4 separate regions of the Homo sapiens genome follow, and all the other regions are linked to region 1. Evidence: chromatin loops called from intact Hi-C (ENCODE). Cell type or tissue: CD14-positive monocyte. All regions are shown on one strand. Each heading gives the region's core, and the rest is flanking DNA. Links, peaks and the distances in the headings are about the cores only. Region 1 holds the start of SUMO3 (small ubiquitin like modifier 3). Region 2 overlaps ADARB1 (adenosine deaminase RNA specific B1). Region 3 has its middle 6.0 kb from the start of PCBP3. Region 4 overlaps LINC01547 (long intergenic non-protein coding RNA 1547).

Region 1 (7,855 bases), core at 1,215-6,214:
CTCACCACAACCTCCGCCTCCCAGGTTCAAGCGATTCTCCTGCCTCAGCCTCCCGAGTAGCTGGGATTACAGGCATGCGCCACCATGCCCGGCTGATTTTGTATTTTTAGTAGAGATGGGGTTCCTCCATGTTGTTCAGGCTGGTCTCAAACTCCTGACCTCAGGTGATCTGCCTGGCTCAGCCTCTCAAAGTGCTGGGATTACCGGCGTGAGCCACCGCGTCCGGCCCCCGGTCTGTATGTTTTTATGGAAGTCTAGGCTAACACAGGATACTAATCACCAAGTGCCTCAAAGGAAAAAAACTCTTCCCTTTTCTTTTTGAGGTGGGGGAAGGTCTTTGCCCCTCACAGAAAGACTTCTTTTGGTAGCTGATAGCCTTAAACAGATTTAAAGAATATTTTATACTGATTTTTGGGCTATTTTTGTTGGGTTTGTCTGAGGCAACCAGTCCTCCCTAACTGTAAGTAGAAACGTCTCTGAACGCCTCAGGGATTTCTCCTCACATGCCAAGCATCTGTGTCAGTCTTCTCACTCAGCCATTGGATACTCAGGGGCCCTTTCCATTTATGGAGTCAAATATTTCTTTAGTTCAGAGAAATTTCTTATTTTTACTTTTTCTTTGAGATAGGGTCTTGCCCTGTTGCCCAGGCTGGAGTGCAGTGGTGCGACCTTGGCTCACTGCAGCTTCTGCCTCCTGAGTTCAAGCTGATTCTCCAGCCTCAGGCTTCCAAGGAGCCAGAATTACAGGCACACACAACCACACTCAGCTAATTCTTGTATTTTTAGTAGAGATGGGGTTTCACCATGTTGCTCAGGCTGGTCTCAAACTCCTGACCTCAGGTGATCCGCCTGCCTCAGCCTCCCAAAGTGCTGGGATTACAAGCGTGAGCCACCGTGCCTGGCCTCAGAGATATTTTCTCCAATTCTGTCTTTGATTTTGTCCTGGTTTCCTTTTTTCCACCTTCTCCTGCAGCTCCTGTCAGGTGGACGTAGCCCTTCCTGTACTGATGCCCGGTGTCTCGGCCTTCCAACCTTCCCTCTCTCTTTTCTTTTTTTTTGAAATGGAGTCTCACCCTGTTGCCCAGGCTGGAGTGCAGCGGCACGATCTTAGCTCACTGCAACCTCTGCCTCCTGGGTTTAAGCGATTCTCCTGCCTCAGCCTCCCAAGCAGCTGGGATTACAGGCATGCGCCACCAGGCCCGGCTAATTTTTTTGTGGAGACGGGGTTTCACCATGTTGACCAGGCTGGTCTCGAACTCCTGACCTTGTAATCCACCAGCCTCAGCATCCCAAAGTGCTGGGATTACAGGCATGAGCCACCCAGCCCAGCCCTGACCTTTCCTCTCTTAACTTCTCCATCATGGGAGAGTCCTGTGACTTTGTCTCGCAGTTCTTTGCGTCCTCAGCCAGGACCCCTCTCCTAGTCACATGTGGGTCGAGCTTTCATGTCAGCAATGCTGTTACTCATTTGCCAGTTCCCTGCCTTCTCATGAGTCTTCTTGTTGGGACCATCGCCAGGTGTGGCGACCCTCCGGAGGGGCTCTGGCCATTTGGGTTCTTTACCCTGTGCTCGTGGTAGGCCACGGTTTTTCCTGAGCTCTGGTTCCTCCGTCCATTCGATCCCCTTTGGCTGTGTCCTTCAGAAACCTCTTGGCGTTCGGTCCACCAGCGGTGTCCTTTGTGTCCCCACAGCTGCGACAGAGCCTTTTTGCATCTTTGCTGTCACATGAAGGATTCGGGGCAGGTCACAGTGTGGGAGACAGACACAGCATGAATTGAATTCAGACCACCATTGTCTTATAGCCTGGCTTTTTAAAACCTAATGTCATCTGAGCCTCTTTTTCCCTTATCCATGACTGTAGTCACGCATCACTTCGTGACACAGCAACTGGCGTAATTTCGAGCGGTAACACATTTGGGTTCTGTGTCTCATGATTTCTAAGCTGCGTGTTTCTCACTTCCACAACACTGAAGCGGGCTGCCGTCATCCACAGCCTGCCGGAGTTTAGTGTGTCTGTGCTACCTACGGTCGTGTTGTTTTATGATTAACGGTGTCTTGGAGTCGATAACTCTCTGAACCCTGCCTGCCCTAGGGCACTTCCAGGGCCAGCAATCTGTGGGCTCTGAGGCGCCACGTCCCCTCGGAAGGGGCTGGTTGCGGAGCCCCCTCCCAGGACCGTCTGAGCTGGCCACCCACCTCCACATCCTCTGCTGAGGCCCTGGGCTCCAGGTTCCAGAAGGAAGGGACCACACCTTATGACCTGCCTGGGACTGGGGCTGACTCTCAGACCCTCTCCCCGAAAGACTTCAGCAGCCTTCCCCCTCCTAAGTGGGGGCTCTAGCCAAGAAAGTGAATTTTTGAGTAGAAGACGGTTTGTGAAGTTATGGTCCATGAAGACTTGTCTCCATGGCTTTGCGACGTTGCTCAGTTGGCTGAGCCTTTCCCAGGCAGGACAGAAACGGCTCAGACGCTTAGGTTCAAATCCAGGCCCTGCCATTTCCCAGCTGAGCCTGAAGTGCGGCCTCCCCCGCCTTCGGCCGGGCTCACCATCAGATGAGACCTCCGCCACGCCCCGGCTGGCACCACCCGGGCACTCCTGAGGGACGCAGGGGTGTCCGCCCTCAGGTCCGTTCCATCCGAGGCCCTGGGATCACAGACATGGAGGCCGGGGCGGGCCAGGCACCCCAGGAATGGCGCCCGCAAGTCCGGGGAGGCCGTCCTGCCGGCCCAGCGCGTTTCCCGCGTCCACGAGGTCCCCGTTCCGCCGGCACTGGCGGCGTCCAGCCTGGGTTTGCCCGCGCTCGCCGACGTGGCGGCCTGGCCAAGCTCGGCGCCGCTCACCAGCGCTGACCTGGGGGTGGTTTGACCTCCCAGTGCCTCAGTTTCTTCACAGGTAAAACGGGTCTTCTTGAGGACGGGTGTGGAGGGCCCGGGGCAGCCCCGTAGGAGCGTTGGCCAAAGGAGCCCGGCCTGGGGCTGACAGGAAACCGCGGCGGCAGGGAGGCGGGTGGCGCCCCCAATCGTCTAGGGTGCTGGCCCGATTCGCGCGGCCCCCGCGGACGGGACCCCGCGGGCCGCCTTCTCCGCTCTGTCCGCGGCTCCTGAGAGGGAACGTCACCCCCAGCGTCCTCCCTCCTCCGCCCCAGGTCCCTGCGGCCATGGGCGGCGGCCCCGGCCTCACTTCCCGGCGCCCCAGGAACGCGGCCCCCAGGAAAGGAGTCGGGGCCCGGGCGACGCGGGGAGGCGGGCAAGGGTCCCCAGGGCCCGGGCTCCCCGTAAACGCTCCTGGCCCGCGCCCCACAGCGCCCTAGGGCTTCCGCGCCCGACGGGGTCGCGCGGGACCCGCCCCGTGACGCATCTCCAACCGCCCAGAGCCGCGGCCCGGCCTGCGCGCGCCCGACGCCCCGGGGAGCGCGCCTCGTGAACGCGCGCAGCCACGTGACCCCCGTGCCGGCCAACGGGTGCGCCGGGATTTGGGGGATAAAGCGCGGCCCCGCGCACAGTTGCGGCGGGAGAGCGGCGGGGCCGAGAGCGTGACTCGCCCGCTCCGCGCTGCTTCCCCCGCGCCGCCTCCCCGCGCCGCTCGCGCAGCCATGTCCGAGGAGAAGCCCAAGGTAAGCGCGGCGACCCCGCCTGCACGCGCGTCTATCGCGGGCGTCCCGCCCCCAGCCCGGCTCCGCCCCCACCCCGACTCCGCCCCGCGTCCCGCCCCTGACAGGCTCCGCCCCTCCCCGCCCTCTAGAGCCCCGCCCCTAAGTGGGCCCGCCCAAGGTGCGCCCCCTCTGCCCCCGCGAAGCGCGCTGTGCCGCGAGCTCCGCCCCCTCCGGGCCTGGCCACGCCTCCGCTCCACGCCCGTCTCCTCCCCAGCTGGGAAGGCGCGCGCCCAGCGCCTCCTTGAGCGCCCGGTGTCGGGCCCCGCGCTGCTGCTCCTGCAGAGCGCGGCGCCCTCGGATCCCGCCCCAGCAGTGTCCCCGAAGCGTCTTTGCGTGCTCCTCTCCTGAGTCATTGCTGGTTGGGGTCGCCCTCTCCCCCGGCATCGCCCTGGGTGCGGGATCCTGTGTCGAGTGCACGGAGTCGGCTCGGGAACAAGCGTCTGGGGTTACCCCCAAGGGGCGCGCTCTGAGGGGCCTGGCCCCTGTGAGCAGCACTGCCGTCCTTCCAGGGCGCCCATCGCGACCCCGGTATTCACCCACTTCTCCGCATCGTGTCCCGGCCATCGCGTCCCCCAGTGTGCGCCCACCCCTCTCCTTCGTGTCTCCCCAATCGTGCCCTCAGTGTGCACCTACTCCCACCCATCGCGCCCCGTGTGCACCCACCGCCTCCATCGCGTCCCCCGGTGTGCGCCCACCCCTCCCCATCGCGCCCCCCGGTGTACGCCCACGCCTCCCCATCACGCCCCCCATGGTGTGTACCCACTCCTCCCCATCATGCCACCTGGTGTGCGCCCACCCGTCCCCATCATCGCGTCCCTGGTGTGCGCCCACCCCTCCCTATTGCGTCGCCCTCTCCATCACACCCCCAGTGTGTGCTCACCCCTCCCCGTCGCGTCCCCCAGTGTGCGCCCACCCCTATCCATCGCGTCCCCCTTTCCATCACACCCCCAGTGTGCGTCCACCCCTCCCCATCACCCCCTCCACGATGTGCGCCCACCCCTCCCCATCACGCCCCCTATAGTGTGTGCCCACCCCTCCCTATCACGCCCCACGGTGTGCGCCCACTTCTCTGCATTGCGCCTCCCCCACCATGCGCGCCCACCCCTCCTTATCCAGCCTTGGGTGGGCTTTAGTCTCCCCCATTGCCATGCTGGGGTGTGCCTCCCTCCAGTCTCAGTCCTGGGGTATGCACCCTGCATTCAGGTGCACTGGCCATTCCTTCTCGGGAGGGTCTGTAGTCGCATTCTCCAGTGTTCATAAAAAGAGAACCTTTCCGAAGCCCTTGGTGTGCACTGTCGGCCTCTATGTTACATCCCAGTGGAAGATGACTAGAGCTGAAGGCTCTGTAAAGAGGCTGTCTCTGATACTGGCCTGGTCCTGGAGGTGACCACCCTCCCTTTACAGATGAGGGTGGAGGCTCAGTGCCAGACACTGGCGGGAAGTGGGATGGAACCGTCAGGAACCATGGTCGCGGCCTCTATGGAAGTCTGCACTCTGCTTGCTGTGGTCAGACTCCAGGGAAACCTGCCCTATCCAGATGGCATTTGGGGTGACCTTTGCTTTTTACATTTTGACTCCAGTGAAGTCAAAGTTCTCCCACTCTGGGGTTGTTTGAATATTTAAATACTTGTTAAAACTAGGTCAAATATAAATGTCCTTTATGTTTTTGTAGGTGGCTTCCTCTTAATGAAGAGTAAATGTAATAAAATACATATGATATTAATTTTCTCAGCAGTATTTACACTTAGCTCTGCCATGTGGTCAATCTCAGGCTCCAGTTCCGTTGAAAACACTTGTTTAATTCCAGAATGACTGAGTGGCTGCCACCTCACAGGCCCCGCTTCTGGTGGGTCCCCTCTGAGCCCATGTGGGAGCAGCTCTGCCCTCTGGGGCTCTGACGAAGGGGAAGAGGTGGACTCTGGGGCCCGGTGGTGCTGGAAAGAAGAGCTTTTAGGTCAGGCAGGAGAATGGTTCTGACTTCCCTGGATAGCTGAGGTGGAGGATTGACTGTAGCAAACTGAGGCCCATGTTTTTAGGGCTTCACTTTTTAACTCACGAGTTCACTTGCTTATTAGGAATTCACCAGGGGTCTGGGACAGATCGTCATTCTGTTTGGAGCAGAGGCACTGTGGCCGGCCCTGCCCTGCCCCAGCCTCTCCCGGGGCTGCAGCCATTCCCCCCGGGGCTGCAGCCATTACCCTGTGGGGGACGTCTGGGCCCTGCATCTGTGCCTTTGAACACACTCATACCTTCCTTCCCTAAAGAAGCCAGTGCATCCTCATGCTTGGGGAAGTGAAGGGGGCTCATGCAGGGGTCCCCACTTCCATCCTGCCTGGAGCTGTTTGCATGCTCTTCCTTCCTAGGCCAGTTGTCTCTGTGCTGGAGGCCACATTCGGGATGGGGAGATGGGGGTGTGCCAGCTCACCACTCAGGCTGCCGCCAAGCCACTGGCATCCCGGGAGTGGGCAGGGGTGTCTGGCCCAAGACTGGAGTCGGGGGGTGAGTGCCGCCCCAGGACACGCACCTTCAGGCTCGCAGCTGGAGCCCCTCACTGCCAAGGCCCCTTGCAGGCCACTCTAGCTCCCTTGACAGAGCACCATGCCTCCCCAGGGTCTCCCCAGGGTGCATACCCCAGGGAAGCAAGCATGGGTGCAGTCCCTGGGTTCACCCTCAGGCGAGCCTTCTACATCCCACTCCCTGTATTTAGGCATCGCTGGGACAGTTGTCCCTCTCCCAGCCAGGGAAGGAAAGGAGAAGTGGAGAGAACAGGCGTGTGATGTACAGTGCTTCCTGAGGGCAGCAGCTCAGCATGGGGTGAAAGGGTACCAGGACGCCCCAGACTTGACTTTCAGAGTGAGCCGGAGGGCCCTGCCTCATTGCTTCACTCACAAACGACTTTATCCCAGCAGTGCAGGCCGGCAGAGGGGTGCCCCACTTTTCGGCTCAGACTGAGCTGCCCCGAAGTTGGCTCCCAGTCTCTTGACATCAGCTTTTTGCCTCAACTCAAAATGCATTTTCAGGCAACAAGACACCCCGATTGTGCCATTGTTGAGTAGCTTCAAGTATGGCATGAATTAAAAAATAAAATAGTACCACCTACTGCCGCTCAGATAGGACAGTTTGAAACCAGAAAGTACTCGGAGGTGGCTTCCCTCACATTTGCTGATGTCAGGGCAGCGAGAAGGAGCCTGGCCGCCTGCTGTGGGGAGTGGCCGTCCTCAGTTGGATTCCCGAAATCACCACTTGAATGTCCCATAGGGTTCCTCTGAGTCACAAATGTTTTCTTCTGTTTTTGGTTTCTTTTACTAGTGCTGTATAGCTGCATGACTTTTGGATATGTGTTTTTACTGGTTTCATAAGAATTTTTTAAAAAAGAGATGGGGTCTTGCTCTGTTGCCCAGACTGGTCTCAAACTCCTGGGCTTACGCCATCCTCCCACGTCAACTCCCAAAGTACTGGGATAACAGGTGTGAGCCACTGTGCCCAGCCCACAAGAATAACTTTAAAATAAAGATGGATTTTCTCTTATTTTTCCCTAGACTTTGTTTTTTTCTTTGAATTAACAATGTCAGAGGACCCTAGGCTTGCATTGTTTTACACATGGATGCTTAACAAGTGGAAGTTAAAAATAAATTCTGTGTAAAAATAAAACCATCACGAGTGACTCTGAATTGCTGGAGAATTTTAAGAATTAGGTTGGTTTTGATGACTTTAAAAAGCCAACAATTACCTAAAGACTTGCCCATTCAAGTCGCGGTTATTTTGAGACACAGTTTTGAGGCCAGTCTCTGGTGTCTTCTGCAGGAGGGTGTGAAGACAGAGAATGACCACATCAACCTGAAGGTGGCCGGGCAGGACGGCTCCGTGGTGCAGTTCAAGATCAAGAGGCACACGCCGCTGAGCAAGCTGATGAAGGCCTACTGCGAGAGGCAGGTGCGGCACCTTGCTCCCCCGCAGAGCCTCCCCGTGTGCGCACTGGTCCTGTGCGTTCCAGGCATCCCCAGAGCACGAGCGTCTCGGGGCTGGACCCAGATGCAGCTGCCCGAGGTGCCCTCTTCGTGGATGGGCAGGCGGGGGCTTGTGCTGTAAAATTAGTCCAGGCTGGGCTTGTCCCCCATGGCCTTTTATAAGGTGGAGGGACCTAGAGGCTCGGAGAAGTGTGGTGGGTTTTTCTTCCTGACAGGGCGGCTGCCCGGGGTGC
Region 2 (7,855 bases), core at 1,712-6,711, 260 kb before region 1:
AGTGGAAGAAGAGATCTGTTAGGAGGCTACTCAGGTAAGCCAGGCCAGTGTTATCAGTAAAAAGGGATGATGACAGTGACCCTTAATAGCAACATCCTAAGATCATCATGAGGATTAAACTAGATTAAACTCACTTTACCATGTCTGACACATGGTAAGAGCTTAATAAATGTTAAACATTATCCAGCTTTCCTAGGAAGTCACTGAGCCCCTTAGCATCAGTTTTCTGATCTGATAAATAGGGGTAATGAGACCTCCTACAAGAATGTCATGAGAGGAATAACTGACTTAATTACAAGGACCCTGAAGAAGAGCCAGTTCTACCTAATAAAAGTTTAAATGCACGTGTCTGTGTTTTACAAACAATGCATTACAAATTTTGTAGGCCGTGGGAAGGTACAGACAGACGCTGGCTTACAACAGTCTGACTTATGATTTTTTTACTTTATGATGGTGTGAAAGTGATACATATTTAATAGAAAGTGTACTTTGAATTTTGAAGGTTAGGTGTATTAAATGCATTTTCAACTGACAATATATTTAAGTTATGAACCTCATCGTAAGTTGAGAGGTATCTATACAAACAAATATTCTGCTAGTCACATATTAGATGACAACTGCTTTGCAGACTCAAACAGAACCCAATACAAAATGAGGTCTCTAGTTGAAGACTCCTAACCTGAGATCCTCTGGAACGTGGCATCATCACATCATCACCATCCAAAGAGCTCCAAGAGCCCTTCTTGGTCCCTCCACTTCCCTTGTCTCCAAGACCTGATCTATTGCCCACAACCAAGAATTCACACCTGCTCTCTTTTCTCCAGTTCTGCCACCTCTGCCCCGCTAAATCATGGCAACAGTGCCAACCCAGGCCTCCATTCTTCCTGTTGCACTCTTGAGAGTCTGCAGGACCTGGCCCCTGTGTCTCTGCAGCCTCACCTCCTAGCCCCTGACTGGACAATGGTTCTGGTCCTATCCTGGCCACTCTAATAAGCAGGCTCTCTGGCAGGCTATCCTTCTAGCCAGAAGGCTGTTGTCCCCCCTCCTGACATGAGCTCATGCTTTCCCTCTGGGCCTCAGCGTACCACATCGCACTCAGAGAGGCCTTCCCAGAACATCATACCTCCACCAGGAGCCACCCTCTTGATGCCATCTACCTCAGCCCTGTCTCCTCGGTCATGCCAATAAAGACAGCACAGGTGCTCCTTGACTGACGGTGGAGTTCCGATCCTATGAACCCATCGCAAGTTGAAGACATCCTAACCTGAAAAAGCATTCAATACACCTACCCTACCAAACATCAAAGCTTAGCCTAGCCTACCTAAAAGGTGCTCAGAACACTCACATTAGCCTACAATTGAACAAAATCATCTAATACAAAGCCTATTTTATAACAAAGTACTTAATATCGCATGCAATTTATTGAATGCTATGCCAAAAGTGAAAAACAGAATGACTGTATGGGTACCACAGTCAAGTCAAAAATTGTTACTGGAACCATCATAAGCCGGGTCCGTGTGTAGTTGTGAGGCACGGTGTCTGCCTCTGTGATCTGTTTAGTTTCTCCACCAGAATGTCAGTTCAAAGAAGCACAGACCTCCTCCCTGTCCTTCTCCACCGCATCCTCCCACGATGACTCACACAGAGCAGGCACTCAGGAAAGCCTGCCCTGAGAGAAAAGAGCAAAGGGAAAATGTTTCCACAGCAGTGGGAACTACTCTCCACTGCACAGATGATGGAGAGAATGCAAGGAAGCTGGGGAAGGCTTCTTCACATTTCATCGCATTGGCTGAACTACTGAGAAGATGGGTGTTCTGAAACTCCAAACCTGAAAAAATCAAATAATCACAAAAACAAATCAAAACTCATGCAATTAAGATATTTTACCAAGTTAACAGGCAACTGTGTTTCACTGAATGCTGCTGACCCAGTGGAACATAAACATATACATGCAACAGGCCCAAAGCAACAATACCTGCTTTCCTCTGGGGGTAGGGTTGGTGAGGGAGTCGTCTTAAATGCAAAACTGAAATTCCCAGCTAGGCAAATCAAGCACAAATCAGGCACCGAGTCTTCTAGTCCTCTGAGTACTGAATTTGGTGAATAAAGGTGCCAACCTCCAGGTAACAATACTTTTAGAGAAAAGTGAATTTTTTAAATAAATAAAAAATTCCATTTCCACATGTATCTTTCCGTAAGTACGCCCCATGGCATGTTCAGCACAAGCTGGTAAGAAGCTGGATCCTGAGTCCTAGGGTGAGATTCCGAACTTTTTAGGACTGAGGACAAAACCATGATTTATTTCCTATCCTCCTTTCAAAAGGGCAGCATGTCTTGAGGAATATTTCTGAGTCCAGGCTCCCACGTGCAGAAGTCCTGCCTCCCTCCTGAAGTCCCGCCTCCCTTCTAGAGCTGAGCATCCCTGCTCTTCCTGCCTCCCTCTCACCTTCTCAAGGACTTGGCTCCAACATTATCCTCTTTCCTGGCATATTATAAATGTTTCCCTCTACTGGATCATTCCTATTAGCTCATAACATGCTATCATCGCTCTCATTTAAAAATACAACTAAAAACTTCCTGTACCCATGTCCCCTCCAGCCACCATCCCATGACTCTTCCCTTTTAACAGAACTCCTCTAGAGAGTCGTCTACACTGATGTTCCCACCTCTACTCTATTTGTTTCCTCTCCCCACCACTCCAAACCTATCAAGGTCACTCACAACCACCTCTTATCAAAGCCAATAGGAAACTCTCCAGCCCACGAAGAATAAGAAGAAAAGAACCCCTCGGTGTCTTGGTTTCCAGGCCACTAGACTCTCACTAGTTTCTTCCTTCTTCAAACAGAGTCCTTTTCAATGGCGTTGCTAGACCCTCCCTCCCAATGTGGACCGCTTGCCAAAAGCTCCCAGGCCATTCCTCATCTCCTGCTCCTCTGTATCCATACTGTATGCCTCATAGATCAGCAATATGCAAATGACTCCCAAATTTACATATTTGGCCCCAACCTCTTCTTGAACCTGACCTTGAATTTCCATCCATATTCACCTTTCTCTACTCAGATAACTAATCATAAAAATAATAAGCAAAGTAAGCCCCATTAAATACTGTTAGTCAGGTACTATTTTAGGTACTTTACATTAGCAACTCAACAACCCTGACAAGTTGCTTTTATTCTTCCTAATTTATAGATGAGAAAACTGAAGCACAGAGATTAGACTGCTTGCTCAAGATCATCTAGGAAGTAGCTGCACAATGACCCAACCCTCGTCCTCCAGATCTGGCCCTTGAGTGGAGCTGCTGAGCTGGGCTGCCTTCCAGTCACAAGCTCCACATGTTCAAATCCCAACACTGGCTCTTCCCAGACTTCCCTATCTCATACCTGGCACCAACGCCAAGTCAAAAGCTGAGTTGGAAGAATCAGATTCTAGATGTGAAGAAATTTCAGAATTACTTTATTTTACTTGTATTTTCCTTTTTTATGAAAGTGCATGAATTATATGATTTTAAAAGTCAATGCTTAGTCTAAGCTCTTTCAATGAGTATAAATGAATGCTGGGTAACAAGAAAGCATTGTGTCACAATCTAGTTGGCTACATTTTCCCTTTGTTAGCAGCATAAGAAATGATGATGCAACTTAAAAATGATGGCATCTTACAAATGCTGAAATTCAGTAGGCTGAATCTGATCTCACCACTTCCGCCCTGGTCTGAGGTGCCGGTACAGTCACCCAGCTTTCACAAAAGTCTAACTGATCTCCTTGCTGATATTCCTCCTCCAGTCTGCAGTAGTGGAGGTGCAAAAAGCAAGCTGCAGTAAGGAGGTAAGGGTACATCCTGCCATTGCCACTTCCTGTGTGACCTTGGGTAAATCACTTAACCACTCTGTGCCTAGGTATTCCCCCCTGTAACATGGGAATAATGATAATAATGCCTACTTTTTGGACTGTCATAAGAATAAATGAATTAATATATGTAAAGCTCTTAAAACAGCCTGGCATATTGTAAGCCCAACAGCCAGAGTGGTACTTTTTAAAGATAAATCAGATCATGTCATTCGCAAGGAAGGAAGAAAGGCTCCCTTAAGGCTTCCCATCAAACTTAAAATCTAAATTCCTTACCACAGCCTGTGTGCTCCAAGATGCAGCTCTCCTCCACTCCCATCTCACTTCCTACCACTCGCCCAGCCTCTCTGGCAGCAATGGCCTCCCTGAGGTGACCACCATACTACAAGGAGGCTCAGGGACTTTCACCCGAGAGTTCCCTGTGCCTGAGAGGCTGCTGCTGCCGTGACCTCAGCCCAGCTCACTCCATCCTCACCACCTATTTGACCTTCTCTCACCTACCCTGCCTCATTTGCCCTTTGAAGCAGTTAGGACACCAAATGCTTGTTTACTGCTCTCCTCCTTCCCAAGAAAATGAACCGCTTGAGGGCAGGAACTCTCCTCATCAGGCTCATCCTGAATCTCCAATACCTAGAACAGTACCTGGGCCAGGATGCATGGGTGAATGCCTGTTGGATGAACAAGCAAATGAAATGGAACCAGGTTCCAAAATCACCAAACTAGAAGCAAGTAGAGCTTCCATTTCACTGTACTTCCAATAAAAATACAAGGTATCTCAGAGTTACTTTCATCCCCCTTCCTGTTCCATCACAAAGACGTTAAACCTAAAACCAAAGTCACTTTTCTTTGTGTACGCCTAGGACATCTTATAGGCATACAGGTGGAAAAGTGCAGCAAGCAGTACTAATCAAACTACCAAAAAAAAAAAATTGTGATAATTTGATATTAATGGCCCTAGCCCAACAGCTGTCAAGCTATGGATGAAGCAAAACTCTGCAAATGGAAGGTGCGGTAAGCCCTGCCACGAAGACCTCTGTGGGCTACTGCGCTGTCCCTGTCCACACCCCAGATAAAAAGCTGTCAACTTGGAAAGAAAAGTCACTCAAGGAATAAGGAAGGAATCTTAATGATTTCACTGGACAATTTTTAATTTTCCCATTTGCTTTTCCTACCTCACATATTATGAACATACAAAATAATATGGGTTTTTTTTTAACACCATTTCCATCACACCAAATTACAGATTTAGAAATTCCTATTTTAGAAAGTTGACACAGAAAACCACTGAGTTTTCTTTTTCTTTTCTTTTTTTTTTTTTAGACGGCGTCTCGCTCTGTTGCCCAGGCTGGAGTGCAATGGCACGGTCTCAGCTCATTGCAAGCTCCGCCTCCTGGGTTCACGCCATTTTCCTGCCTCAGCCTCCCAAGTAGCTGGGACTACAGGCGCCCACCACCATGCCCGGCTGATTTTTTATATTTTTTTAGTAGAGACGGGTTTTCACCGTGTTAGCAAGGATGGTCTCGATCTCCTGACCTCGTGATCTACCCGCCTCGGCCTCCCAAAGTGCTGGGATTACAGGCGTGAGCCACCGCGCCCGGCCACCATTGAGTTTTCTAATAAAATTGGACCTCTCTGAGCTTTTTGGTTTCAAACTAAGCTTGATAACTTTGCTAAACTTTTTTATAGGCTGGTAAATGTGTAACTTCATCTATTTCTTTCCAAAGTTAACTACCTCCTATTTGAATTATATTGTTTGATCACAGAGCTAATCACAGCATTCAAGGGAATAAAACCCAGTTCTTAAGTAAAACTTACAGCTAAGAAATTTTGATAATAACTAATTAGTAGGCTTTGCTTGTACCCACGTGTAAGAATATGCACTATAGCAAGGTTTGTCATATATTAAAACATATACAATACACACTTTGACTCCTGCTAGGACAATACACAATTGGGTGCAGCCTTTGAACCAAGTGCCCAGGGATGGAGTGGAATGAGGCTTTACCTTTCTGTAGGTACTGTGTGCTTGCTTATCTTTTTAAATCTATCAATACAAATGTACTGCTTTATGCCAGAAGCATTTTTGATCTCTACCTATCTTGTTAAGTACTGTATCTCCTAGGGCCTAAAACAGGGAAGGCCTAGCACATAACAGGCCACAGACAAGTATTTGTCAAATGGATTAAGTTTGTTTTATGCATTCACTGGACAAATAGAAGTTAAAAAAATTCTTATTCCAAAAATCTAAAAGAATTCAAATGTTTTACAATACATAAATTCACGAGGAAGTGAAATTAGCCTCTGAGCCAAGATGTTTTTTGTGGATGATGTTATCACTTCATAGCTAATCCTTCCCCCTTGGCCTCCCAGTAACAACTGCATGAGCACGTCACACCAGAGACACATGTGTCATCAATTTCTCAGAGCTGGATCGATTATTTTTAAGCCCCTGTCCCTGCAGGAGGGCCTCCTTTTTTCCTTTCCAACTACAGCTTCAAATGTGATGTAGATGTAGTGGGATATACCCAGTCTTAGGAACCCTCAGACATCTAACAGGGCATCACTCACAGACAATGCATTCCTTTCAGAGTCTGTGTGAGTTCATCCTCTCCACCACAGGCAAGATATAGGCACCCAGCTCAGCCTGTCTCATCAAATACTTACCGAGCCCCCGTTGTGGCTGTCCATGCATACTGGACCCTGTCCTCCGGAGGAACCGCGCAATGAGAGACAGTTAATTCTCTTATCCAAGAAGGAACTGTATCAGCCAAGCTTTTATCCTTTCTTCCTTCTCCCTTTCCCCTCTGGGAAACCCTCAGCAGGCAAAAAGGATACAGCAGTCTCAACCCCAAGGAAAAGATGGTCATCAAAAGACAATTAGCTTTTCTATCTCCTAGAAACAACTGCTCTTAAGACAACCTAGCGTTTTGGAAAATGCAGCTCTGGGTGGCACCTTTCGAAGCAATAAAACATACGGCAAAATTTAAGAGGAAACAAAGAGGATTAAATACATATTTGTATTCTCAATTAAAAAAACTACGGTTCTATCATCTTAATTATGGAGTTAAACGTTAAAGAAACAAGTTTGATATCATGCCACTTTTCGTTATACTTCGAGAACGGAATGCAATAATGGTTAGTAAGAAGGAAGTAAAATGCCTGTATCAGAAGTAACAGCCCAAACCTGCTGACCAAAAATATTAACTGGGAACTAAACACCACGGTGCAGATCTCCGACATAGAAACCTGGACAGGAACACGTTTTAGGTTAGGTTTTCCAGCGTGTAAATCGGGACTCCAACACGTTTCAGCGTCCACAGCCCAATCTGACACCTTCCCTCGCACCCATCCACCACGCAATAATTTTCCTTCTGATGTGAACACGTCAAAAGTCACCTCGGGCCCCCAACTGCCCCAGATTGCTCCCGATCGCTGCAGACGCCCGGCACCCGCAGGAACTTCCCTGGCCCGGGCCGCCCGCGGCGCAGAGCATCCCGCGCGGACACTGCGCCCTCGGAAGGACACGCAGGACCGTCCAGGGCGCAGACTCGTCCCCAACGCAGTCTCCACTCCCGTGGCACAGCGTCCCCTCCCAAGGCAGCCTCCCCTGCCCGGGCCCAGCCTCATCCCGGGCGCAGCCTGCCGTCCCCCGGCGCAGCGTCCCATGCCGGGCGGAGCGTCTCCCCAGGGACATAGCCTACCGTCCCCAGGCGCAGCCTTGTTGCCAACGCAGCCTCCCGTTCCCCGGCGCAACCTTGTACCCGGGGCAGCCTCTGGTCCCCGGGCGCAGCCTCGTCCCCAGCGCAGCCTCCGATCTCCAGGGCACACCGTCCCCTCCCCAAAACGCAGTCTCGGTCCCCAGGGCGCAGCCTCGTCCCGGCGCACCTGCCCTCCCCGCGGCGCAGCGCGGCGCATCCCACGCGGACTCGGCGCCCTCGGGAGGGGACGCGGGGCCGCCCGGGCGCAGCTTCCTCCGGGAGCCGAGCGCCGGAGCAGACGGGCGACCCAGGAGG
Region 3 (7,855 bases), core at 1,375-6,374, 820 kb before region 1:
ATACTGGGCGGCCTCTGCCACACCTGGACTCTGCGGGCAGGGGGCCAGAGGGACCCAGGGCTGCTGTGCTGGAGCTGGAGCTGGCGCGAGGGTCTGGGCAGAGCACTGTCAGCGCCCCCAGATTACAGGCTGCCAGCCTCCCCCGGTCCTCTGCGGGAGCCTGCGGCCTCAGCTGCCTGCCCCGCCGGCTGAAAGACACAGTTAGTCATTAGGAAAGTAATGATAGTGTTTTCAGGGCAGCGTGTTAGACCCTAAAGACTTTCTATTATTTGCAGTTCCTGCCAACCCTGTGAAGAAAAAAAGCAGCTCATCTCTCACGCCCCGCCTCTTGACACACGCTGATCCGGCCTGGTTCTGGGTTTTCCCGGAGCCTGCAGGGCAGCCCCGCCCCAGGCGGCAGCAGCTGGGCCTGCAGCGTGTCCCTCATGGTGCCCGGCCTCCAGGTCCAGAGTTTCCTGCCTCCCTGAGCTCGGGGTGCGCTGTCTCCACCCTCTCATGGCCGTCAGGGTGCTGGTCCCGTCAGAAGTGCACCCAGGGGCTCGCATTTATAAATAACTCCAGGGTGTCTTGCTGTGGGTTTGGAAATCGGGAAGGCAGGTTATCATCTGCTTGGAATGATGTCAGATCCAGCCCCAGGAAGTCTCCCAGCACCCGGCCTTCCTGCTTGTCATGGGCTGGGACATCTGGAGGGGTAGGGGCGAGGGCCTTCTGTAGCTCCACATTAGCTGGCTAAAGTGTGGGGAAAACAGTAACACACAGAAAGCAATCATAATAGTAATTAACGTCAAAACCTTGCAAGATGTTTAGGCCTCCCAGGAGCCCTGGAGAAGCCCAGCCCTTCCACATAACACCAGCACTCCCAGCGGCAGGGCCTCCATCCCCCTGCTGGGGAGGGAGATCCGGAGTCTGGGTGGAGTGTGTGGTCTCTGGCCTTCAGCAGGACTACACTCCAGGCTGAGCCTTTCCTCAGGCAGAATTCATACCCTTACCTCAGCCTACAACCCCAGCACACATGTTACCTAGGGGCAAATTAGTACTTTGCCCTCATGTCCTCTTCACAAAGCACTGGGGTAGAAGTCCTTCTTCCAGGGACCAGCAGCACCCAGCCCCTGCTTCCCCAGGCTCCTGCCCTGCACAGGGACCGCTGCCACTGCCCACCAAAAGCTGCTGGGGGGTGTTGGGGCTGGCTCAGCTGAGCTCACACAGGATCCTCTGATGGCCAAAGTGCTGGAGTGGAAATCAGAGACCAAGAAGCCAATCCCTGTGCCAGCTGCCCTGGTTAGGGAAATACAGAAACTAAAAATAGTTCCCACTTCCGCTTCCTCCTTTTTATATCAGCCTCATCATAAGTGCACCTGACCTAACTTACCTGGTGCTGTGGTGTTTGTACTTGGATTAGGTGAAGCAGCTCAGGGGTCCCCTCATGCCCTCTCCCCTGTCCCCCTGCTGAAGAGGCAGCTCCCACATGCGGCACTGCCTGACTGGCCCCTGGCCTGGGCCTGGGACCCTGCAGAGAGACAGCAAGCCATGGCCAGAAGGCTTGCAAGGTGCCCCCAGCTTGGGTGATGGTGACACCCAGAACAGGGCACTTCCTGGAAATGTGATCTGGAAGGGCAGTGGGCATGAGTGGAGCATGGAAAGAGACACCCAGGACGGACGGAGAGAGGCATCTGGTGTAGGTGGGGCTGCAGCCACCTCTCCTCTTCGGGGCTGGCAAGGTAACCCTTGCCCTGTGCCCCACAGCTGCCCTGATTTCCGGGTGTCTCCCAGAAGCACACTCTGCACTGCTTCTGCATCCCGGCCACTCCTTCAGTGTCCAGCCCCCTTCCCCAGCATAGAATGAACACAGAGAGGATGGGGAGTGCCTGCTCTGCCGACATGAGGGGCTGGCAGTGACATCTGTCCCTGTCATAGGCACAAAAAGTTATCAATGTTGGTAAGCTGGATTCAAGCCATGCACGGAAGCAGATGGCTCTGCCCCAAAGGGTAAAACATCCTGGAAGTGAATTGGATGGAGTCTCACATAGAGCAGCCCATCGGCTTCTCTGGCAGTGTGCCCTGGTTTTAGCAGAAAATAATCACAGGGTCTCTAATATCTGGCTGTGGAGAAGCACCCAGAACTCCCCCAGTTGCCCTCATGATCCCTAATGGACGAGGGATGGGTCCTGTGTCCTCTCAGCTCTTCACGCTAAGAAGCAAATGAATCCTTGGCCTGCCCCTCAGACTGGCATCTCCACAACTGGGATAGACATCTCAGGCCCTGGGGTCCATGAGTCACTGCTGACAGAGAGAGAGAGAAAGAGAGAGACAGAGACAGAGAGGGAGGAAAGAGCTCCTGCTGCCACCCTGGCGCCCTCAGGTGCCTCTCAGCCCTGGGGAGCAGTCCTCCTCTGCTCTGGGCCCCTCCCCCACTGCACACAGAGCACTCCCCCCTTGTCTTTTTTATATGTAAGTTTTCTTATATTTTGCATAAAGAAGAAATGCACACACCTCACACATGCACCAGAAACGTCACGGGTCATCCAGACCTTCCTTTTATTTTGGGAAGACTTTCAGCTCAGAGGTAGCCAGAATTCCGCCCCTTCTCTGTGTGCCTCAACGGGCACCATTAAGACTCTAAAATTAGAACAACTCTTTGTTTTGGTGCCGAGCCACCACGTCACTCCCACCCTCCCTCCAACCTCTGCTGGGTTCTCAGGAAGAGACTGGAGGGGGAAATGCAAAGCTTCCAAATCCCACAAAGAAAGCCCACCAGCTGCTGGGCAGACCAGCACAGGTGGGGCGTGCTGCAGATGCCCTTGCTTTGCCTACCGACAAGTAACACCTTAAGACTGACTTTATATCCATTTGCTGCTTTTTTATTAGGGCCACCTGAAACCTCTCTGTTGACATGAGTAATCCTCTGTAATATCTGTAGAGTGTAGAGATGGATTTAAACATGTGGAGCTGTTCAGCAGAGTATTCCCGTAAGAGAAAGAGAGTGGTGGGACAGGCTTGGCCCAGCCCACCAAGCCTTTATTTACTTAGGACCCCAAATTTCTTGGTGTCCCACCTCTGCCACAGTTTAGCAAGCACCTGCCTTCCTACTTTACTGGACTGGAAAATAAATACACATGCATTTAGTCTCCCTGCAACCAACGACCTCTGATAAGTGTTTTATGTTGAAAATTCAAGAACATAAATCATGAGAAATACACCATTAAAATGTAAATTAAGGGGGCAAAACCGTCCACTGTAGCTGCAGTCACAAATGGGGAGCGTAGGAACTGAGTCTGGCTCACAGAGGCTTCTTTTTAGCCCCCTCTCTCCCAATTGCCACCCCCCGGACCACCTAGGACTAGGCCAGTCTCTGCGTTTATGGTACCTGGGGAGCCTAGGAGTTTGCAAACCTATGATCAAAGGCTGGGAACAAAGCCAAGGTCAGGAGGGCTTGTGTGTACTGCCCTCTGGCCTCCCAGGTGAACGAGTCAGAAGTCCCACACCCAGAGAACAGGATGCACCCAGCAGGTGGGTTGCCACGGCAGGTTCCCTTCCTCCCTGCCTGACATCCAGATGATGGGGCCTCCTGGAAATGCACAGACGTGGCTCTCACATCTGTTGGCGTCCCTAGCTCCGTCAGCACTGGTCTCTCCTTTCCCGCCCGTTGCGGGTCCCCACTTAAATACTGAAAGGACAGGTGGAGGTGGAGGAGTCTGCTTGTCCACTCCCGAGTCCCGGGGCCGGCCATCGTGGAGAGCCAGGGGCGCTCCAGCTTGTCCACTCCCGAGTCCCGGGGCCGGCCATCGTGGAGAGCCAGGGGCGCTCCAGCTTGTCCACTCCCGAGTCCCGGGGCCGGCCATCGTGGAGAGCCAGGGGCGCTCCAGCTTGTCCACTCCCGAGTCCCGGGGCCGGCCATCGTGGAGAGCCAGGGGCGCTCCAGCTTGTCCACTCCCGAGTCCCGGGGCCGGCCATCGTGGAGAGCCAGGGGCGCTCCAGCTTGTCCACTCCCGAGTCCCGGGGCCGGCCATCGTGGAGAGCCAGGGGCGCTCCAGCTTGTCCACTCCCGAGTCCCGGGGCCGGCCATCGTGGAGAGCCAGGGGTGCTCCAGGCCGCTCCAGCTAGGGAGGCTCTGTGGGGTCGGCCCCACCGCATGCCACAGCTGCCCCACTAACCGCCAGCTCTGTGGCTGCCGTGTCAGCAGCCCTGGCCCACACAGGCTCTCTCCTGGAGCTCAGCAGGTCTACCCTTGCACACCTCTGGCCTAAAGGCCCCCAAAGGAGCTGGTGGCACTCACTCTGCTGGTATGGACACTACACGGAGGGTGCTTGTCAGCTGCTCAAAGAGGGCCTGCCAGAGAGCAGCTTCAACTCCACCCCAGCAGGCTCCACTGCTGCACCCACGCACGATGCTACTGCTGTTCCTTCTCTCTCGGGTCGCTATCCCTCTGCGGCAGGCAGAGCATGCTGTGCTGATCCTGTGAGCAGTCCTGTCCAAACCACAACCACGGTGGAGCAGCAGCATGCCAGCACCGCGGTCCGGGGGCTACTGGACACACGGAGTGGCAGGGCGCTGAGCTCCCCGGCACAGACTGCGGGTGCAGGACGGCACCAAGGACGGGAAGGCTCCAGGCTGGAGAAGCTGTGCCCGGTCACCAGCATGCCCATGGCCCTGTGCCTGGCGGCCCTTTGGGAGGGCTGCGAGGGGGCAGCGTGAATGCAGGAAAGAGGTGTGGAGCTGGGGCGCCACTGCGTGTGTGTGGGGGCCCAGAGGAGAGCAGTCCCTGCTGGCTGCTGGGGGCCAAGCTGAGAGCAGAAATGCACAGCCCTCCCCCAAACAAATGCACACCACACGCACATCGCACACACACATCACACACACACCACACACACACCACATACATACACATATCACACACCACACCACACACACATCATGCCACACACACAACCACACACATCACACACATACACATATCACACACCACACCACCACCACACACATCACACACACATATCACACACCACACCACACCACTACACACATCACACACATACACATATCACACACACATCACACCACGCACACCACCACACACACATCAACACACACCACCACACACACATCACACCACACACACACCACACACATCACACACACCACCACACACACATCACACACACATCACATACACACCACACACATCACACACACATCACACAGACCACACACATCACACACACACCACACACACATCACACACACACCACACACAACACACACATACACATATCACATGCACCACACCACACACACACCACCACACACATCACACACACACCACACACATACACATATCACATGCACCACACCACACACACATCACACACACCACACACGCCACCACACACATCACACACACACCACACACATGCCACCACACACACATCACACACCACACACATCACACACATACACATATCACACACACACACACCACACATCACACACACACCACACACATCACATACACATATCACATGCACCACACCACACACACGTCACACATATACACATATCACACACACCACACCACACACATACACATATCACACACACCACACACACACCACCACACACATCACACACACACCACACAGACGTCACACACACATCACACACACCACACACACATCACACACACACCACCCCACACATACACATATCACACACACCACATACACATCGCACACATTCACACACCACACCACGCATCACACACATTCACACACCACATGCACACACCAAATACACATCACACATTTACACATATCACACATATGCACACCACACACATCACACATATACACATATCACATGCACACGCACCACACATATACACATACACATCACACACATATCACACACATTCACACACACCACACACATCATATGAATACACATACACACATACACATATCATGTGTACATACATCACACACATACACCTGTTTACCACACACATACACGCCACACACATTCACATACACACACACCACACACTGCACACATGCACAAGCACATATCACACATGCCACACACATACATGTATATCACATACCCCACACATTACATGCAAACACATCACACACATATCACACACACCACACACACATACACATACTATGAATTAGACACACCACACATACACATAGCACACACATACGCACATAGTACACACACCACACACATATCACACACATACACACCACACATCACACACATACATCACATACCACACATACATCACACATATACACACCATACATACATCACACACAAACACATCACAGACATACATATCACATACATATCACACACATCATACACAAACATCACACAAATACATATCACAAACACACATATACTACACACACACGTACACCATACACACATACACATCACACACACATACACACACCACACATGCATACACACCACACACATACATCACATACAAACATACATCACACATATACATATCACACGCAACACACATACCTCACACATACATACACACACACCACACACACATACATCACACAGAAGCACATCACACACATACACACTCCACACAGATTCCACAGCACATACACATGCACACACACCGTCTGAGAACTCCAGCCTCGGAGACCCACATGCCCCAGAGGAGACTCGGCTGCATTCCCAGCCCACGGCTCCCACAGCAGCAGCCGGTTATGGAAAAACGTCTCCGTCTTCTGCTGGTCCCCGCCAACAAGAGTGCGATTCTTTGAAAAAAGAAAAGAAGTGAAACCTTGCAAGAAGTTCCCCAGGGATAGCACACATTTTAATGTGATAACTAATTGGCTCCAGCCCTCAAACCAGCCTCTGTTTTCAAACTAGATGGAGCTGATGTCACTGCTTTGGTGGGAAGGGGACGTAGTGGGAAGGAGGGGACAGGAAACCAGCCTCAAGGAGCCGGACTGCAGCCGCCGCAGCAGATGTGGGGTCTTCCCTGGGGCAGATCCGCCCAGCCTCTGGCCCGGGAAAGGTAGCTGTGGAGCTGTACCCGTGTTCTCCTCAATCCCCACCAGCACGGGGACCAGAAGCACTTCTCTGGTGTGGCCGGAACGGCAGCACGGCGTTCTCCTCAGTCCCACCAGCAGGGAGACCGGAAGCGCTTCACCGGCGTGGCCGGAACGGCAGCACGGCGTTCTTCTCAGTCCCACCAGCACGGGGACCGGAAGCGCTTCACGGCGTGGCCGGAACGGCAGCACGGCGCTCTCCTCAGTCCCACCAGCAGGGAGACCGGAAGCGCTTCACCGGCGTGGCCGGAACGGCAGCACGGCGTTCTTCTCAGTCCCACCAGCACGGAGACCGGAAGCGCTTCACGGCGTGGCCGGAACGGCAGCACGGCGTTCTCCTCAGTCCCACCAGCACGGAGACCGGAAGCACTTCTCTGGTGTGGCCGGAACGGCAGCACGGCGTTCTTCTCAGTCCCACCAGCACGGAGACCGGAAGCGCTTCACGGCGTGGCCAGAACGGCAGCACGGCGTTCTTCTCAGTCCCACCAGCACGGGGACCGGAAGCACTTCACCGGCGTGGCCGGAACGGCAGCACGGCGTTCTTCTCAGTCCCACCAGCACGGAGACCGGAAGCGCTTCACGGCGTGGCCGGAACGGCAGCACGGCGCTCTCCTCAGTCCCACCAGCAGGGAGACCGGAAGCGCTTCACCGGCGTGGCCGGAACGGCAGCACGGCGTTCTTCTCAGTCCCACCAGCACGGAGACCGGAAGCGCTTCACGGCGTGGCCGGAACGGCAGCACGGCGTTCTCCTCAGTCCCACCAGCACGGAGACC
Region 4 (6,428 bases), core at 1,429-6,428, 120 kb before region 1:
AGGCGTGAGCCACTGCCATGTGGCCCCAGATTTTCTTTTTTAAAAAGTCATATACGTACACGATACTGTAGGGGAGGCAAATATCCACCTCCCTCCTCTTAGGTTCCTGGCTGGGCCTGGGAACTAAGTTGAAATCAGATGGATTAACAGGAGAAATGTATACAAATTTAATGTCACTTTGATGTCACACAGGACCCTCCTAAGGAAGCAAAGACCCAAAGAAGTGACGAAACCTATGTGCTTTTGCAGGAGGCTGAACAAAGAGGCAGTTGTGGAAAAGTAAACCGTGTGGGGAGGCTTAAGAACGACAGGAATTACTTTAATTACTTTAATGTCTGTACAGAATTCTGTTGGCTATGACGTGCTTCCCTGTAGAGGAATCTTTCTTCGCCCGGTACAGGGAAGGCATCTTTCACCTGAGCGTTTTTATCTCCTGTCTTCAGGAAGAAAAGGAGAGATCCGATGATGCTCTTGCCTGTGCCATTTTTCAAGTGCCTTAGGTAGAAGTGATTCTTATGTCAAAGTGGCAGAGTGAGCCACCCTTCGATCCCAATGGAAACGTCCTAAAAGGTGTTGACAGTGAACAGTTCCCCTTCCTCCCCTGACGCCAGAGCCTAGTTCTCTGCCCACTTGAAACCATGATTATGGGTTTCCTATCGCAATTCTGTAGACTTTTATACAAAAAGAGTTTTATCTATGAGAAAATATTTTTCAGTGATCCTGTTCTTCACACCAATTAAACCTGACTGTTCCCTGCTCCGCACCTGGCTTCTCTCACGTCATAAAGATCTTACCATTTGCCCCTCATTCCTCCTGGCACTCCATAGCGGCTGCAGAGGACACTGGATGTGACATGGCTCCATCAGTTCCCACATGGCTTGTTCCCTCTCTCCTGCTGTAACTGACATGCTGGCATGCACATTGCCTTATACATACAAACAGAAGCTTTCCAAAGAGAAGTTTCAGGAAATTCACGTGGAATGTTTGGCAGTTGGTGTATATAAAAAGCTCAGGCCTGGCCGGGTGCAGTGGCTTACACCTGTAATCCCAGCACTTTGGGAGGCCGAGGCGGGCAGATCACAATGTCAGGAGATCAAGACTATCCTGGCTAACACGGTGAAACGCTGTCTCTACTAAAAATACAAAAAATTAGCTGGGCGTGGTGGCGGGCGCCTGTAGTCCCAGCTACTCAGGAGGCTGAGGCAGGAGAATGGCATGAACCGGGGAGGCGGAGCTTGCAGTGAGCCGAGATCGCACCACTGCACTCCAGCCTGGGCGATGGAGCGAGACTCTGTCTCAAAAAAAAAAAAATAAGTAAAAATAAAAAACTCAGGTCTGCTTCTCCCTTCGTGTTGTACCCAGGAGTGGCCAGAAGGCTCCTCTCCAGGCCTCACAGAGGGAAACACTGGTCTAGTGAGAGACCTGCGTCCTGCCCATCAGGACCGAAGCGGCACGCGTGAGGATCCTGCAGGCCAAGAGACAACAGCGATTACAAACCCCAGTCCCAGCCTTGCAGCTGACCTTGCAGGTGACGCCCTGCCTGGGTGTCTCGGTGCAGCTGCACATCAGGGGCCTCTGCTGGACAGAAGCTCTGAGTCCACACTTGGCCCCCAGGCGCTGGAGCTGGTAGGTGACATGTTGCACTCTTATTTGGGATTCTGCTACCTCTTTCTGTTCAACAAGTGAAGCCTCAGAATGCAGAGAGGGGGCTAGGAGAGGCCCCTGCAGACATGCTGGGCCTCATGGGGCCTCACAGCTGTCCAGAGCCAAACCATGCGGTGCTGCTCTGCTCCAGCCATGGCCAGTGGTGAAAGGGACAGAGGGAATCACTGATGCCTGCAAGGATGCTCTGACCCCTCAGGAAGGCTGCCCAGGTGCCCACCTTCAGGGAGACCCACAGATGCCCCATGCTGGGGGGGCACAGTATGAGTGGCTGAATCCTTGCAGAGCCAGTGCTAGGCTTGGACCCCTGCAGATGCAGGGGGTGCCCCAGGGAGGGTCTCCATGGACTCAGAGCCTGCCTCTGCCCTGGACTGTCTCCTGCTCCTGCTCTCTCCTCTCTGCCCCTGGAGTGGTGTGTGCTGGCTCTAGGTCAGTAGGAGGCTTCATTCAGAAATGCCTTTCAGCATGCTGCCCAGACCACGTCTCTGTTTCAGGAGCACTGCCACGAGAGGGGATGCTGCCGTGGCTGCGCCAGCTTCAGCCCTTTCCCTGCACCGAGATGTCCCAGTGAGCGGCTGGGTGCTCACAGTTCCCGTTGGGCCATCAGAGGAAGATCAAAGATCAACCCTCCCCCATGGGCTCCTGCCTGCCTGCCAGGTGGGTTTCCTGCCTGTCTCCCAGCCCCCAAGAGCTCCACGGACTCTGCCAGTAGCTGCTTTAAAGGAGGGAGGGAGTTTTCTGATCCTCTGGACATCCCTGGGGCTGGAGCTATGGGCTGAGCCATAGGAGAGCCAGCCCAGCTCCCTGGGGGTTGGGGGCTGTGTCTCTCCATCCCTTAGTAAAAATACAGCAACTCCCAACTCAAAGTCAAGGGTCAATAGTCACAAAACCTTGGTGCAGCCTGGAACAGGCATAGAGGTCTCAGCAGAGCTGCCCAAGGACAAGACCTAAGATCCAGCAGGGAACTATGTAGTCACCCCGAGAGGCCCAGCTCTCTCCGTGAGCTCTGGGCCTAGGGTGGGGGTGGTTGTTGGTTCTGCGCGCACTGTTCCCCCTACATGATGGGTCCATCCCAGTTGGCTTCTCTCACTCGCTTCCTCCTGTGGAGAAGCCTGTCCAGGTGTCACTGCCTCCAGGAAGCTGTCTCTGATTTCTCCAGTTGAACAGTGAGATTTGCCACACCTCACATGCATCGCTCTTGTCCCTGGAATTGTAACCATAGGTTTTCCTGTCTCCTGGAGGACAAGGATGAGGGCTTTCCACTTGAGTCTCCCTGGTGGAGCCCAGCTCCTGACATACCTGGTAAAAGTTCTCAAGAGAAGAACATGGAGGAGGAATGTGGATAACAACCCTGGCTGCCTGTGTGTTCCAAGCTAGGAAGATGTAATGTCCCCACAAACGGGGTAAATGGCTTGCCTGCGTCACAGCTGTCTCAAGCCCAGGCCCTGGGTGCCAGCCCAAGCCCAAGGACTAGGTCCAGAGCCACACAGCGCCAGGCCACATCCGCCTCACCTGGGACCTTTTGTGGGGTACAGTCTCCGGCCCCACCCAGACCTGCTGAAGGAGAGACCCCATGGCAAGGACTCAGCCACCTGCAGTTTCATAAGCCCCCAGTGGGTTCCTAGGCATGAAGACCACCGGTTAGAGGCTGAACTGGCAGGAACCTGTCTCCAGCCCCTTCTCACCCCAGCCGGGCCCTGCCTCAGAGGCAGCACCCAGGACGTGGCCATGACCCGTGGACTCCACTCAATCCCTCTTCTCCAGGAGCCATGCAAAGTGTCAGCCAGCCAGGCCCCTGGAAGGCAGTCATCACCTCTTAAGGCATTGCGGGTGTCGGTCCTGCAACTGCCAGGTGCAGCACACGACCCATGTCCGGTGTTCGATAGCAGGGAGCCATGACCTGGCAACGATTCCACGCTCAAAGGGGCACCCGGGGGGCCCTGGGTCGGGGCGGATCAGCTTTCCCTGGGCACATCTGCCTCATTCCAGATCTCCAGGGCTCATGTCTGTGACAGGGAGGGAAGGCTCTGCCCTGGCCTTCCGTCAGCTCTGCCAGTGCAGGCTGGGCAGCCTGGGCTTTAGAGCTGGCTTCTGCCCACACTTTCTCCGTGAAAGGAAAACAACTATGAGTCTGCCAAACGCATCTCAGATGCGTTTTAAAAAATTCTGGTCCCCGCTCTCTGTCCCATCATCTGCCTCGGGGACTTCCTCTCTCCGTGGTTCTCACCCCATACTCTGTCACTGCCACATTTTCACCTGGGCCTGGCCTTTGTCTCCACCTGAAACTCCTGAAAATCTTGAAATGGATTTCTAGGTCACTGGGGACTCCGGCAGCACATTCGGCTTCAGAATAAAGGGCGCCCGCGGTCCCCCAGCACCTGCCCAAGCCACACCCCTAGCTTCCCTCCCTATCCCTGCAGCCTGAGGGTCCCTTCAGCCACCCCTAAGTCCCCACCTGGGCTCCTGCCCCGCCCCTGGCTAGCAGCGCCTTCTCCACCGGGGCCCCTCTGCTCACAGAGCCCCCTCACCTCCCTGGGGATGAGGGGCCAGGCCATGACCCTGAAAGCCTAGCCCTGGCCTTGACCTCCCAGGAGCGCCCTCCCCGCCCTCTCCCGGCCCCGGCCCCGTCCTCTGCTGCTGGCCTCTGGGTCGTGCCCCGCAGACTGAGCTGCGCTTGGGGGTCCTGGCGGCCTGGGCCGTCCCGCACCGAACCCAGGCGGTCGGAGCCCGGCGGGGAGGCGCGAGGTCCTTCTGGGGGCTCCTCCGACGCCTGAGGGCGCTGCTTCCCCGCGGCCGCCCCGGGTTTCTGCGGAGCCGGGGCCTCCGCTCTCGGGAGACCCGGTGAGACCCCCGGGGAGGCCGCTGGGGAGGCGCGGGCTCTGCTCCCGGGTCCCAAATGCACCGGCTGCCCCTCAGGAGGGACGGCGACCTCCACCCACGGCGCTGGCGCCCGCACGGCCGCTCCTCCCGCTCCCGCAGCCTGGACGCCTCCCGAGGCCGCCCCGCCGGGCCCCACGCGCGGCCCCATCCGCAGGCCAGGACTGCCTTCCCGGAGCTGGCGGCCCCCAGCCTGGAGGAGCCGGCCCCAGACGCCCTCCCAGCCCTCCCCAGCCCACTCTGGCCCCGCAGCCCCCGCCTGGTCCGAGTGCGGGTCTCTGGCCCCGGCCTTTCCCGGGGAAGGAAAGCTCCCTTCACGCGCCCCAGGGAGGCGGCCAGGCTCGGAGCGTGGAATCCCTGCCCGCCGCGGACCGCAGGTTTTGGGCAAGCTCTGGCCTTCCTGAGCCTCAGTTTCCCCATCTCTATAATGGGGACGGCAGGGGTTTTTCTGAGGACCCCCAGGAAAAGCTCCAGGAAGCGCCTACTCACAGCGCGTGCTCAGTGGTGGCCCCGGAGCTGGCAGGGAGCAAACGCAACGGAATACGGCCGGGGTCGGGCGGTGGGGGTCTGGGTCGGGGTCAGGGTGGGGGTCGGATCGTGGTGTCCGCGGCGGGGGAGGCTCCGCGCACCGGCTGAGCAGCTCCGGACAGCGGGTGAGGGAAGGCGGCTTCCTCCTGCTTCGAGACCCATCCTCGTGCCCAGGGGAGCGCCTCAGGGAAGGAGGAGCCACGTTCCAGGGCACCTGGCTGGGACCTGCCGCAGCCTCTGCGCGCAGCGGGCTCCATCCCCCGGGCCACGGATTGGGAGACTGAGGCAGGCGCGAAGCCCGCCGCCCAGCCTCCGCTAGGGAGACCCCGGCCACCTCCAGGCAGTTTTCCTGAAGCCCGGGGCCAGGAGAAGGTGAGCGGCTGCCCGTCGGGGGTCGCCTGCGCCGGGTGGATGCGGCGGCACTTGGGTGCGGTGGGCTCCCAACCTCACTGTCCGACCAAAGGATCGCCCCGGCTGGGCGGGGACCTGGCGCGCCTAGGCCGGGAGGGGACAGCTGGTTTCGGGCGGCCTCTGCCCCAGTGACCTGTAGACTTTGGCTTTGGTTCAGGGACGTCTGGGGTTAAAAATGATCGTTTGGGTTCCCGCAGTACTGTTCGCGGTCTGAGCATCTCCACAACGCGCACATTCCCATAATGAATTTCCGAGAACCGGCACGCGTGCCTCCCCTCTTGGCTCCTGGGACTGCGAGGCCGGATCCAATCTGTGCGCCTCTGTGCGCAGGGACGGCTGATGGCCCGGTTCCGCCTGTCCGTGCCCCAGGATGCTACAGGAAGCTCAGATGCAAACTCTTTGGGGCTGTGAGTTCCCGCATTGGGAAACTCTTGCAATAAAAATAATCGTGCTGTAATCCCCAGGGACCATTGAGAGGAAGTGGTGAGGGCGGGGGAGGCGCGGGAGGAAGAGGCTGGGGGCTGAGGTGTGCTGGGGTGGGTAGGAGACCGGCTGAGCCCAGCACGGAGCCGCTTCCTGGTAGCCCTGGCGGCATCACCCTTGGGTCGGGTTCCAGAGCCCGGGGGTCCTTTCAGCTTTCCGTTCCTTTTCCTTATACTTCGTCCCTCTCTCCAGCTAGAGAGGGGCAGGCTCTGGGGTCTGGGTACTTTTGTTTTGGAGCCATTTAACTTGAGTTATAATAACATGCTTTTCTGATTATAAAATTAATGCATGGCTACCATAAACAATTTGGAAAAGACAGAAAACAAGTTAACACGTTAAAATCTCAATCCTGTCTGGTGAGGACTGCAGTGAAGCCCAGCTGGCCACCCCTTCCGGGGCCTCTGTTCTCCCCAGGGCCTTGCAGCCTCTCTGGGCTTGGCATTGCTATGGCTAAAGTGTGAAAGGGT

The links. A loop is a pair of places that touch in the nucleus more often than their neighbours do. Peaks named below come from ENCODE experiments on the same cell type or tissue, not always from the same donor. Only the 100,000 strongest peaks of a DNase experiment are listed, where the experiment ranks them.
Region 2: it touches region 1 in a loop (2.2-fold over the local background); 10 of 110 quality-filtered maps call a loop at or near these places.
Region 3: it touches region 1 in a loop (7-fold over the local background); 3 of 110 quality-filtered maps call a loop at or near these places.
Region 4: a loop joins it to region 1, with 2.2 times the contacts of the local background. A loop is called at or near these places in 70 of 110 quality-filtered maps.

The regions. Positions count from the first base shown.
Region 1 is chr21:44,813,708-44,821,562 of GRCh38, reverse strand. SUMO3 (small ubiquitin like modifier 3) reads left to right here and starts at 3,501. Exons shown (of 4, transcript NM_006936.3): 1 at 3,501-3,615; 2 at 7,459-7,587. The coding sequence starts at 3,595. RefSeq lists silencers at 2,890-2,989, 3,010-3,589, 3,770-3,969 and an enhancer at 5,649-6,163. In CD14-positive monocyte, for the core only: no CTCF peak of the experiment used is centred there; DNase peaks (open chromatin) are centred at 3,432 and 3,792; H3K4me3 peaks cover 2,243 bases; H3K27ac peaks cover 1,164 bases.
Region 2 is chr21:45,074,971-45,082,825 of GRCh38, reverse strand. The region is part of intron 1 of ADARB1 (adenosine deaminase RNA specific B1); the gene reads right to left. Among named protein-coding and RNA genes, the nearest start is that of ADARB1, 4.3 kb to the right of the region's middle. In CD14-positive monocyte, for the core only: no CTCF peak of the experiment used is centred there; a DNase peak (open chromatin) is centred at 3,685; H3K4me3 peaks cover 392 bases; H3K27ac peaks cover 429 bases; H3K27me3 peaks cover 797 bases.
Region 3 is chr21:45,633,759-45,641,613 of GRCh38, reverse strand. No RefSeq gene overlaps it. Among named protein-coding and RNA genes, the nearest start is that of PCBP3, 6.0 kb to the left of the region's middle. RefSeq lists enhancers at 3,916-4,433, 4,454-4,553, 4,564-4,693, 7,208-7,855. In CD14-positive monocyte, for the core only: no CTCF peak of the experiment used is centred there; no DNase peak of the experiment used is centred there.
Region 4 is chr21:44,930,825-44,937,252 of GRCh38, reverse strand. LINC01547 (long intergenic non-protein coding RNA 1547) reads left to right here. Exons shown (of 4, transcript NR_027128.1): 2 at 1,363-1,626; 3 at 2,157-2,319; 4 at 2,885-3,969. Among named protein-coding and RNA genes, the nearest start is that of LINC01547, 5.9 kb to the left of the region's middle. RefSeq lists a silencer at 4,323-4,692 and an enhancer at 5,022-5,901. In CD14-positive monocyte, for the core only: CTCF peaks have their summits at 4,238 (motif pointing left) and 4,442 (motif pointing right); DNase peaks (open chromatin) are centred at 4,432 and 5,902; H3K4me3 peaks cover 2,895 bases; H3K27ac peaks cover 2,539 bases.